Regions from separate parts of the Homo sapiens genome. Here region 2 is linked to region 1. Evidence: chromatin contacts called from ENCODE POLR2A ChIA-PET data. All regions are on one chromosome and are shown on one strand. The core of a region is the stretch at or near the end of the contact, and the rest is flanking DNA. Distances in the headings are between cores, read along the strand shown. Region 1 holds the start of PAX2 (paired box 2). Region 2 holds the start of NFKB2 (nuclear factor kappa B subunit 2).

Region 1 (4,549 bases), core at 268-2,767:
TCGATTTCTTCTCGGAGCCCCTCTTTGTTTTTAGAGCATCCCCCAGGCAGAGGCAGGGAAAGATGACCATCGTGTCTTGACAACCTGGGATTCCCAATGTGAAGGGAAGGGAAGGCAAGGGAAGGGGGGTGGGAAAGAAAGGAAGAGGAAGAAAATATTTCAAACCAACCCACAAGAAGCCTATGCTGGGCTGGAAGGGCCTGGAGATGCTGAGAGATGAGGGTCAGAAGGGGGCACCCCACCCCCACACTCTTCTGCCCAATTGTCCTGACACTGAGGCTGAATACTCTTGGAGTCTCCTGGACCCCACGACTCTTAAGTTTGAGAAAGATAAAGATGTGGGGAGACAGGAGAGGGAGGCAAACAGAGGAAGAGAGAAAGAGAGAAAAGACAGAGAAAACAACAAAACAACACCCTGAAAACTGCCTGCTAATTTGCCCCCCAGCCCAGGGCAAGAGGCTGACTAGGGAGAGGGTGGCTGGAACCAGGGCTCCGAGGCCGTGGATCCCATGACCTAAGAAGGAGCGGATAGAAAGAGCAAAGGCAGGTGATAGGGATCAGGGAAGGTAGGAAGGCAGGCAGACAGAGAGGTAAGAATGGGTGACAGAAGGCAGGAGAGAAACTGGAGGCATTAGAAACACCGGGCGAGGGAGAGAAAGAACGAAAAGAGGGACCAGAAGCCAGGGAGGCCTCCAAGATGGGACCTGAGCGCGAGGGGCCGGGGCCACGCTGGGACTGGACAGGGTTGGGACGGAGAGCCCCGAGCCGGGACAGGAGCCGGGCGCCGGTACTCACGGTGCATCGCGGAGAAGGGGTCTGCTTTGCAGTGCATATCCATGGGGAGGCAGAGGAGCGGGAGCAGCGCGGCCGCCGCCGCCGTGTCGCCTCTCAAACTCAACTTCAGGACTTGAGGAGAAAAGGGAGGGACGGTGGGGGAGGGAGGATGAGTGAACGCCCGGCTGCTGCGGGGCGCGCGGGGGCGGGGGGCGCAGCACTGCGCTCCCCGCTGGGGCTCCTCCGGGTTGGCCGGAGCTTGCAACTGCAGTAGCCGCAACTTGCCACTGTCGGGGCTCGGGGCTGGGCGGTCAGCAGAATGGCCCCGGGGCGGTGGGCCGGGCCGGGGTGCACTGGGGGCGCATGGCTCGCGCTGCAGCTGCAGCCAGGGCTGAAGCTGGGCGGGGGAGGCGACTCGCTCAGCTCCCCTGGAACCTGGTCATCCGAGAGGCGGTGGTCGGAGAGCGCGCGGGGCGGGGGCGGTCAGAGGGCGCCGGGAGGGGAGCCGGGCCTCTCCAAGTGCTGGCGAGTTGGCGAAGTTGGCAGAGAAGTAGCAATCCCGGGGATGTCCGAGGTGGCGCCTGCGGGAGGGGAGCGCGCGGGCCAGGCCCCCGCCCCCGGAAAAGGCAGGCGCACGCCGCCGCGGCCGAAGGGCCGGGAGGGAGGGAGGGAGCCGAGCGGCGCTGGCAGCTCTGGGCTGGCCCCAGGTGGGTTGCGGCTGCGAGAAGACTCGGCCGGAGACTGGAGCCTCGGCTCCCGGTGTGTGTCTCTCTAAAAGCTGCAAAGCCCCCTCCAGACCTCCTCCCCCTCCCCGCGCCGGGAGATGGATGACTTGTCAGACAAAGGCAATAGATTCCACCACTCTGTGATTCGCCAGCGCTGGAGCCCCGAGCTTCGGCGAGGAGGGCCCCGAGCCTGTCACTCCGGTGCCGGCTAGGGGAGGGCAGGGGAGGGAGAAATGGGAGGGAGGGAGGGAGGGAGCAGCCGGCGAAGGAAGAGGGAGGGAGGGGAGCGGACCGGGGGAGGGGGAATGGGAGCCCGGGATTAAAACTACACTGAGAAACGAAACTCGCCGATAAGATAAACGCTAGATAAGGATAAAGAGCGGTCAGTCTAATGAATATTCAGGTAACGACAGAGGGCCTCGGAGCGCGCTGCGCTGTGAAGCCGGGCTCTCAGTTCTAACTCGCCCAGCCCTGCCATCCACTGGCCAGTGCCCGCCTGGGCCGCGCGGCCCCGGGCCCAGTGCGCATCCCTAGCCCCAACCCCACCACCCTCGGCTCTGAGTTCCCTTCCGTTCCTTCCCGGCTCTTCCTTCCTCTCTTTCTGGTCCTTCCCTTTGGCCTTTCCCTCCGGAGGTACCTTCCCACCCACGCACCCCCCACTTCTCATTCCACGGAAAAGTGTCCAGCAGTTTGTCTTGTCCCCTCCCGTTCCACGCGACTGTGCGCAGGGCCTCCCCAGTCCCCTTGCCCACCGGGTCTGGGCAGTCCAGAACGCTTGGTTCAGAATCGAGCTGAAGACCTCCGGCGAGTACCCACCTGCCTCGGTGGGACCCAGCGGATGGCGGGAGAGCCGGGGGACTTGGTTTCTGAACCCTCGGGTGACTGGGAAGGGGGTACAGGGGAGGGAAACAGTGCGGAGCTGCAGGTCGCTGGCGGCAGAGGATGTGGGAGACGAGGCTGGCTCTCCCCGGCTGGGGAGAAGAGGAGGCTGCGGACGCGGCTGAGCGCCGCCCGCTGCTAGCTCGGTGGATCCGGGGCGAGCGCAGGAGGCGCAACCACGGGGACGTCCCCACTCCTGCCGGAGCCTCCGCAGCTCTCTCTGGCACTAGCTCCCTTGCTCGCTGGGGTCCGCTCGCACGCACCAGGCAGAAGAAGCCCTTTGTCTCCTAACTGGTTAAGTACAGAATATCCGGGAGATCTTCATGAAATATTTTCCCTCGTCTCATAAATCATCTTGGCACTTCAGCTGATGTTTTAACTCTCTCTCCCTCCTTCGCTCCCTCCCCCCGCTTCCCTGGGTCTGCGAAAGGGCGGCTCGGCGAAGCTTGCGCAGCGCTCTTGCAGCCCGAATCCGAGATTCCTCCAGCCCCCGTCTGCAGCTCCGGGCGCCCCGCGGAAGCGCGGCGGACTCGCGCTCCCCTCCCTCTGGCCGGAGCCTGGGCGGCAGATACCATGGGGAGAGATGCACCTGCCTGACTCAGCCTAACTACTACTACTGGGCGTCTTGTACCCGGGTTTTTGGGATGCCCTTATTCCTCAGGAGGAGCTCAGGCCAGGCTCAGCGGGACGAGGTTCTGAGCCTCTCACTCCTGTGGGGCCTGGGTCCGCTGGGATCCTGGCATTTGCCCTCCCTCCTGTATCCTCCAGAGCCCAATAAGCTTAATCCACCTGCGGGGTAAAGTCTGGGAGGAAAACACTCCTCACCGCCTGCCCCTCCCAGCCCCTATCCCACTTCCCTTGGGTGGCTAGGCAGGTTGGTTCCCTTGGGCTAGAGGTTGAAGACGCAGGGCCTAGCCTCTAAGGTCAGTCTCTTCCTCTTGAGGCCTGCAGATGGCGCTCCCGGGTTTGCTTTGGCCTCACAACCCCACGAACACGCACTAACTTCGTGTAGGGACCGAAGAAGGAAAACAGTTCGGGCAGCCGAAAAGTAACAGCTCCCAGGCCAGAGTGCAAGGGATCTCAGGTGGTATTAGCTAGCACAGCCTTGGCTTTCCCCTCTGGGAAGTAATTAACCCAGAACTGGGGTGAAAGGAACGTTGAGAAAGGGTCCTTATTTAGAGGAGCTCAGAACTAAAGTAACCTTTGCCCCAGGTCTCTCCAAGTTGGTCATCCAGGAATTTGTCTCGGGGTGTGTGAACTATTGAAGGAAGAAAGCTGTGAGTAAACCCCCCCCCTTCCACACAGACACAGATTTTTCTAGAACCAGCTAGACATGTCCCTATGTTACAAGTACCATGAAATGTGGGTGCCCACAACAAGCATTTTCACATGTTGGGCGAGAAGGATTTTCCATTTTGTAGAGAAGGGGACTTAATGCGCCAAGTGTGCTGGAAGTTGTCCTCACACACCTGTCCTTCACATGCACCTTCTGAGGAGTAAAGACCCTTCTGATAGTCCCATTCCCAGGTAGCCCCTGAGAGTCCCCCCTGCTCCTGGGATCGTCTCCCCAGCACTGCACTAGCTGGACACTCACTCTTCCGCCAGGCCGGCTCCTGGCCGCTTCCCCATTAGCTCCAGCCCATTCCTGGGTCTAGAGAGTCAAAGAGTAATGCTCCCTGGAGATTAGGAACCCCTTTTCTCCAAAGCTCTGCCTTCTCCTGGGGCTCCAGGATGAAGGGCTGGCCTTCATCCAGTCACTGGCCGCTCCTCTGACTCCCCCTTTTCTGTTCTCTTTCTTCTATACAGTCTAGTAGAGGGGTGGGGGGAAGCAAGAAAGCAAAAAAAAAAAAAAAAAAAAAAAAAAAAAAAAAAAAAAAGGAAGAAAGAAGAGGAAAGGGGAAAAGAAAGAGAAAGAAAGAAAACAACCCAACCCCAAACACTACCCGGGCTCCGACCTGTCAGGGTTGGTTGCTTTTCCCGTCCGCCTCTAAATGAACCTTTTCTCTCTGGTGTTTTCAAAGCGGCCCTTCCACCCCCCAACCTAGGGGCATTTACACTTCAAACAAGGAGCCCGCCTCCCTGCGGAAATTTAAAGGCAAATAAACTTTTGGGGAGTTGCTCTGATACCCATCTCGGGATTTGCTTCATTAGCCGCCTCTGTGCATCTGATC
Region 2 (4,844 bases), core at 2,265-4,764, 1.7 Mb before region 1:
TTTGAGACGGAGTTTCGCTCTTATTGCCCAGCCTGGAGTGCAGTGGTGTGATCTCAGCTTACTGCAACCTCTTGTCTCCCAGGGTTCAAGCGATTCTCCTGCCTCAGCCTCCCGAGTAGCTGGGATTACAGGCGCCTGCCACCATGCCCAGCTAATGTTTGTATTTTTAGTAGAGACGAGGTTTCACGCTGTTGGCCAAGCTGGTCTTGAACTCCTGATCTCAGGTAATCTGCCTGCCTTGGCCTCCCAAAGGGCTGGATTACAGGCGTGAGCCACCACGCCCGGCCTCCCCCAGATTTTTTTCCTCCACAGCTTCTCTTACCTTTACCCCTCCCTCCATCAGTACCCCCTCACCTCCTCCAGCTCCTCCGTAGCCCCCGGCTGCACCCCCAGAGCCTCCACCCATGTGGGAGCCACCCCCGAAGGGCTGGGAGAAGGTGGGCAAGGCCTTCCTCCGCTTCCGCTGCACCTCTTCCTTGTCTGGGGGCAGAGGAAAATGAGATTGAGCCCAGTTATTGTGTCATGCCTCAGGGGCCCTTCCCAGAAGAGCCCTCAGGGCCGGCTCCTAGGAAGCACCTCCTGGGACCCTCGCACTTCTGACTTGGCTCATGCATCCCCACATCTAGCTCTTGGGACCTTCTTCTAGCCCAGCCTGGCCCCCCGCCAGCACCCTGAGGTCCTCAGCCCAGCTCCACCTTCCACCAGAGGGTAATAGGTGAACTGTTTGGAATCAGACACGTCCCCTCCTCGCTTGCGTTTCAGTTGCAGAAACACTGTTACAGGCCGCTCAATCTTCATCTTGTGATAGGGGGGTGTCCGGAACACAATGGCATACTGGGGGGTGCAGGGAGACACAGGGTGTCAGTGAGTCCTTAGCCTAATTTAGCCCCCAGCCCGGGCCCGGGCCCTAGCCCTGGGTACCTGTTTATGCACATCTGTGGGAGAGAAGTCCCCAAAGGCCTGCCATCCATTCTCATCATCCTCATAGAACCGAACCTCAATGTCATCTACAAGGAAAACGGAAGCTTGGCCACAGCTCCCGGTGGAATCTCTGGGGCCATTTACCCTAGAGCTTCCCTGGCCCCAGTCTTATACTCGATGTCCTTGGTGCCCAAAGTGGGCTCCAGTCTCACCTTTCTGCACCTTGTCACAAAGCAGATAAACTTCATCTCCACCCCGCACAGAGCCTGCTGTCTTGTCCATTCGAGAAATCTTCAGGTTTGATGCCCCCGGAGATTCTATGGAGTGGGATATGGATTAGTTGAGATGATGCAATAGCCAAGGCCACATTTAAGAAGCTGGGGGCTTTGTATTCCTTATCTCAGCAACCCCTGGAGCTGCAGGAAACACCCAATATACACATTTACTAAAGACAGAAGCTTCGGGGGGGAAATGACTTGCTCAGGATCACTCAGCTCATATGTGGCAGGGCCAGGTTCTGAAACCTGGGTCTGTTTGACTGCACAGCTTGAGGTCACCCCTCATGCCACCTCTGCCACCAGGCCTGGCACCCCAGGCAATCAGGATACTCACTGCTGTCATGGATGGGCTGGGAGATGACTGGCTTCAGGGGCAGGGAGAAGGAGCCATCACTGGCTCTAAGGAAGGCAGAGAAGCGCAGCCGCACTATACTCAGATCCATCACCTTCTTCAGTTCTTTGGCCTCTTGCTCCAGCTCCCGCTGCTCGGCCTCTGGGCAGTAGGTACATGTGTGACCCCTGGGCTTCTCCCTCCCTGCTCCTTCCATGAGCACCTCCCATGACCCACCCACCCCCTGCACCCATACCCGACCCACCCCCTGCACCCATACCCGTAAGGCCCTGGGGCCTAGAGCGGAGCCGCTGCCTCTGAAGTTTTTGTATCATAGTCCCCATCATGTTCTTCTTAGTCACATGCAGGACACCCAGGTTGTTAAATCTGAGAAGAGAGAATCGGAGGCCTTTGGCCATGCAGTTCTTTCTTCCTGAGGCACCTTTCCCATTGCCAGGGCTCAGCTCAGCCTTACTTCCTCAAGGAAGCCATTGGAGTTTCTACTTAGGCCCTTGGGTTTGGGGCCAACCTACATCTTTCCCCTTGGTCAGATGCTAAGCTCATGGAGGTGGGCTGGGGCCTGGGACTGGCAGACGGGCATACCAGTGGGGGCCAGGCGTAGAGGGCACCTACTGGGCAGTCATGTCCTTGGGCCCCACAGAAACGGCGCAGATCCCCAGCTCCGAGCATTGCTTGCCCACCAGACTGTGGGCATGAGCACGAGGTGGGTCACTGTGTGTTACCAGGTCCACCTCGATCTTGGCTGGTCCCTCGTAGTTACAGATCTAGGAGAGGCAGGGACTGTCAGTCAGGGCCTTGGGCATGCTGTCCACTTAGCCCACCCTCCAGCACCATCCTGGCTCACCTTGACAGTGGGATAGGTCTTTCGGCCCTTCTCACTGGAGGCACCGGGCAGTCCTCCATGGGAGGGGCCTTCACAGCCATATCGAAATCGGAAGCCTCTCTGAAGGTCCAAGGGCATAGTAGCATTGTGATCAGGGAAGACCACCCAGGCCAGCAGTGACCGCAGTGCCTGGTAGTAGCCCTGAACCAAACTACAGCACTCTGATCAGCAGCAGTGACCATCCAATCCCCTGTGGCCTCCTTCGGCAATGGCTCCTCCATGGCCAGCCAGCTACCACTACCCCATTTGTCCCCAAAGCTGAAGCCATTCCACACCCTCCCTTTTGCTCACTCACCTGCTTAGGCTGTTCCACGATCACCAGGTAGGGGCCATCAGCTGGGGACAGAGAGACCTTGCTGAGCCACGATCTCCCAGCCCCTCCCCCAGAGAGAGGGCACATGCTCTCCCTCCCCCGCTTTAGGACTAGGGGAGGTTAGTGAACTTGCTGACCTGTTTCTGGGGCTGGCTCCTTGGGTTCCACAATGGAGGAGTTCAATTTGAAATCATCATATTCAATAATACCATCCAGACCCTGGTTTGGAGACAGACTGGGGGTGGCATCCGACTCTCAGCACCCCCCACAGCCCCACCTCCCATCTCCAAGTCTTCAGTGGTCACTCCCCCCTCCTCCTCAGACCCAAGAGAAAGCTCCTTTTGGAGGCAGAGTTGCAGACAGATGGACAGACTGGCAGGCTGAGAGCATCTGCGAGCATACAGGTGTAAGGCAGCAGAGGGGGCTCGGGCAGACAGGTGGACAGACACGAGGGGCAGCCGGCCGGGTCAGGGGCAGGCGGCATGACTCACTGGGTTGTAGCAACTCTCCATGTCTCTGGGCTAGGCCCGGCTCTGTCTAGTGGCTCCGGCCAGGTTCTGCTTCCCAGAATTTTAGACGCCCGCCTAAAGTTGGGAGGAGTGGCGTGGGGGAGGGGGTCAGATCTAAATGGGGGTGGGCGGGAGATGGGGGCCCAGATTTGGGGGAGGGTCCGACCTCCTCCAGCCGCCTGTCCGGGTGTGGCGGGTGAGATCCGGTGGAGAGCGAGATCCGGAGTTGGGCTTGGCCGGGGAAGGGGCAGGAAAGTTAGAGCAGCTTAGGAAAGTCCCGAAAATACCAAGGGGAGGCGGGGCCGGAGGGGGCGGGCCTGGAAATGACGCCACTGGCCCCGCCCTCGCGACGGGAGGGGCGGGAGGCCCTCGACAGTCTACGGGCTCCCGCTGCTTTTCAGCGGGCAGAGGTCTAGGAGAATCCGGGAAGCCCCGGTGGGGGTTAAGCCCCCTCCTCCCTCCAGGGCAGGGAACAGGAGGGTCTTTCACGGCCGGGAGGAGGCTGGCAGTCTGGGGCCAAGTCCGCCTCCCGCTCCCCTCCCCCGGTCTGGAGCAACCTTGGGATTTTCTGCCAGGAGGGAGGCCACGGCTGATAAACCCCGGGGGCTTTTGGGGGGACATTCCTGCTGTCGGACGGCCTCCCCTTCGAACAGCCTGTAGGCGGGGGCTCTTTCCTGTGGGAGGCCCCGGGGTTCTGCCCCGAGAACGCGATTCTGGGGCTGCGGGAAAAGTGTCTCCTCCTCGGAGTGGGCTCTTTTCTCTCTCTCCCAAACCTCACAACAGCAGCTGGTCCCACACCGCACCGGTTCTGGGCGCGCAGGCGACAGGGAGATCTCTGCACGCTCCCCCCCCCCCCCCCCCACCTAATACAAGAGTGTGTCTCCATCACAGCTCCACAAGTGTGTTTCGGCTGTAGTGCTTGGTTGCATGTTGTGTGTCCATGGCGTCAACATGAGTGTGCAAGCGAGCATGTGTGTAGATAGGTGAATCCCGAGCTTCTCAGTGTGGGTGTGTGTCAGCGCCTGTCTTGATGTACGGACACGGGTGAGCGTATCTTGAGTTTGTGCGTGAAGGGTGTGGGTGCAGGCACCAGTGCACCGGTGGGCACGTCTCCGTGTGCATGTGTGTGCGAGTGCGACTGCACGGACGCTGCCGTGTGTGCGCCAGCACAGGTACAGGTGTACGTACGGGTCCGCGTATCTTTGTACAACGGTGTCGACGTGGATCCGAGTGTCGTCGCCTGCGCGCCCTTTCCGGCTGTGTGCAGCTGCTGCTCTCCAGCCCCAGGCGCTGTCCGCTAAAGGCCCTCCTCCCTCTTTTCTCTTGTCCCGGCCACCCAGGGGTCTGAATCCAGCCACTCACCGTGGCGGCGGCTCTGGTTGCGGCTTCTCTCCGCGCCCGACCCACCTGGGACCGGTCGCGACACCTCGCCTGCCAGCAGGGCTCAGGGCCGGGAAAGCCCCTTCTCGGCCCCCCGGAGGGGGGAATTCCCATGACGTTTCCGTGCGTCACGCCTCGCGCCCTTTTTCATTGGCTGAAAGTTTAACTCTGGACTGGCGCAGCCAACCCGGAGCGACTCGGGCGCGCC

The links. ChIA-PET counts read pairs that join two places held with the same protein, here RNA polymerase II (POLR2A).
Region 2: POLR2A ChIA-PET joins it to region 1 with 13 read pairs in Panc1. The contact joins the promoter of NFKB2 here to the promoter of PAX2 in region 1. POLR2A ChIA-PET finds 5 or more read pairs at or near these places in 2 of 52 experiments (Panc1 and activated B cell).

What each region holds. Positions count from the first base shown.
Region 1 is chr10:100,742,550-100,747,098 of GRCh38, reverse strand. It overlaps PAX2 (paired box 2), which reads right to left and starts at 1,517. Exons shown (of 10, transcript NM_000278.5): 1 at 796-1,517. The coding sequence starts at 838. RefSeq lists enhancers at 785-1,326, 2,426-2,475.
Region 2 is chr10:102,394,375-102,399,218 of GRCh38, reverse strand. It overlaps NFKB2 (nuclear factor kappa B subunit 2), which reads right to left and starts at 3,514. Exons shown (of 23, transcript NM_001322934.2): 1 at 3,423-3,514; 2 at 3,239-3,331; 3 at 2,885-2,966; 4 at 2,730-2,770; 5 at 2,396-2,494; 6 at 2,164-2,315; 7 at 1,811-1,917; 8 at 1,534-1,692; 9 at 1,134-1,238; 10 at 922-1,007; 11 at 696-834; 12 at 355-480. The coding sequence starts at 3,259. RefSeq lists enhancers at 1,153-1,447, 2,919-3,038, 3,449-3,498, 4,549-4,838.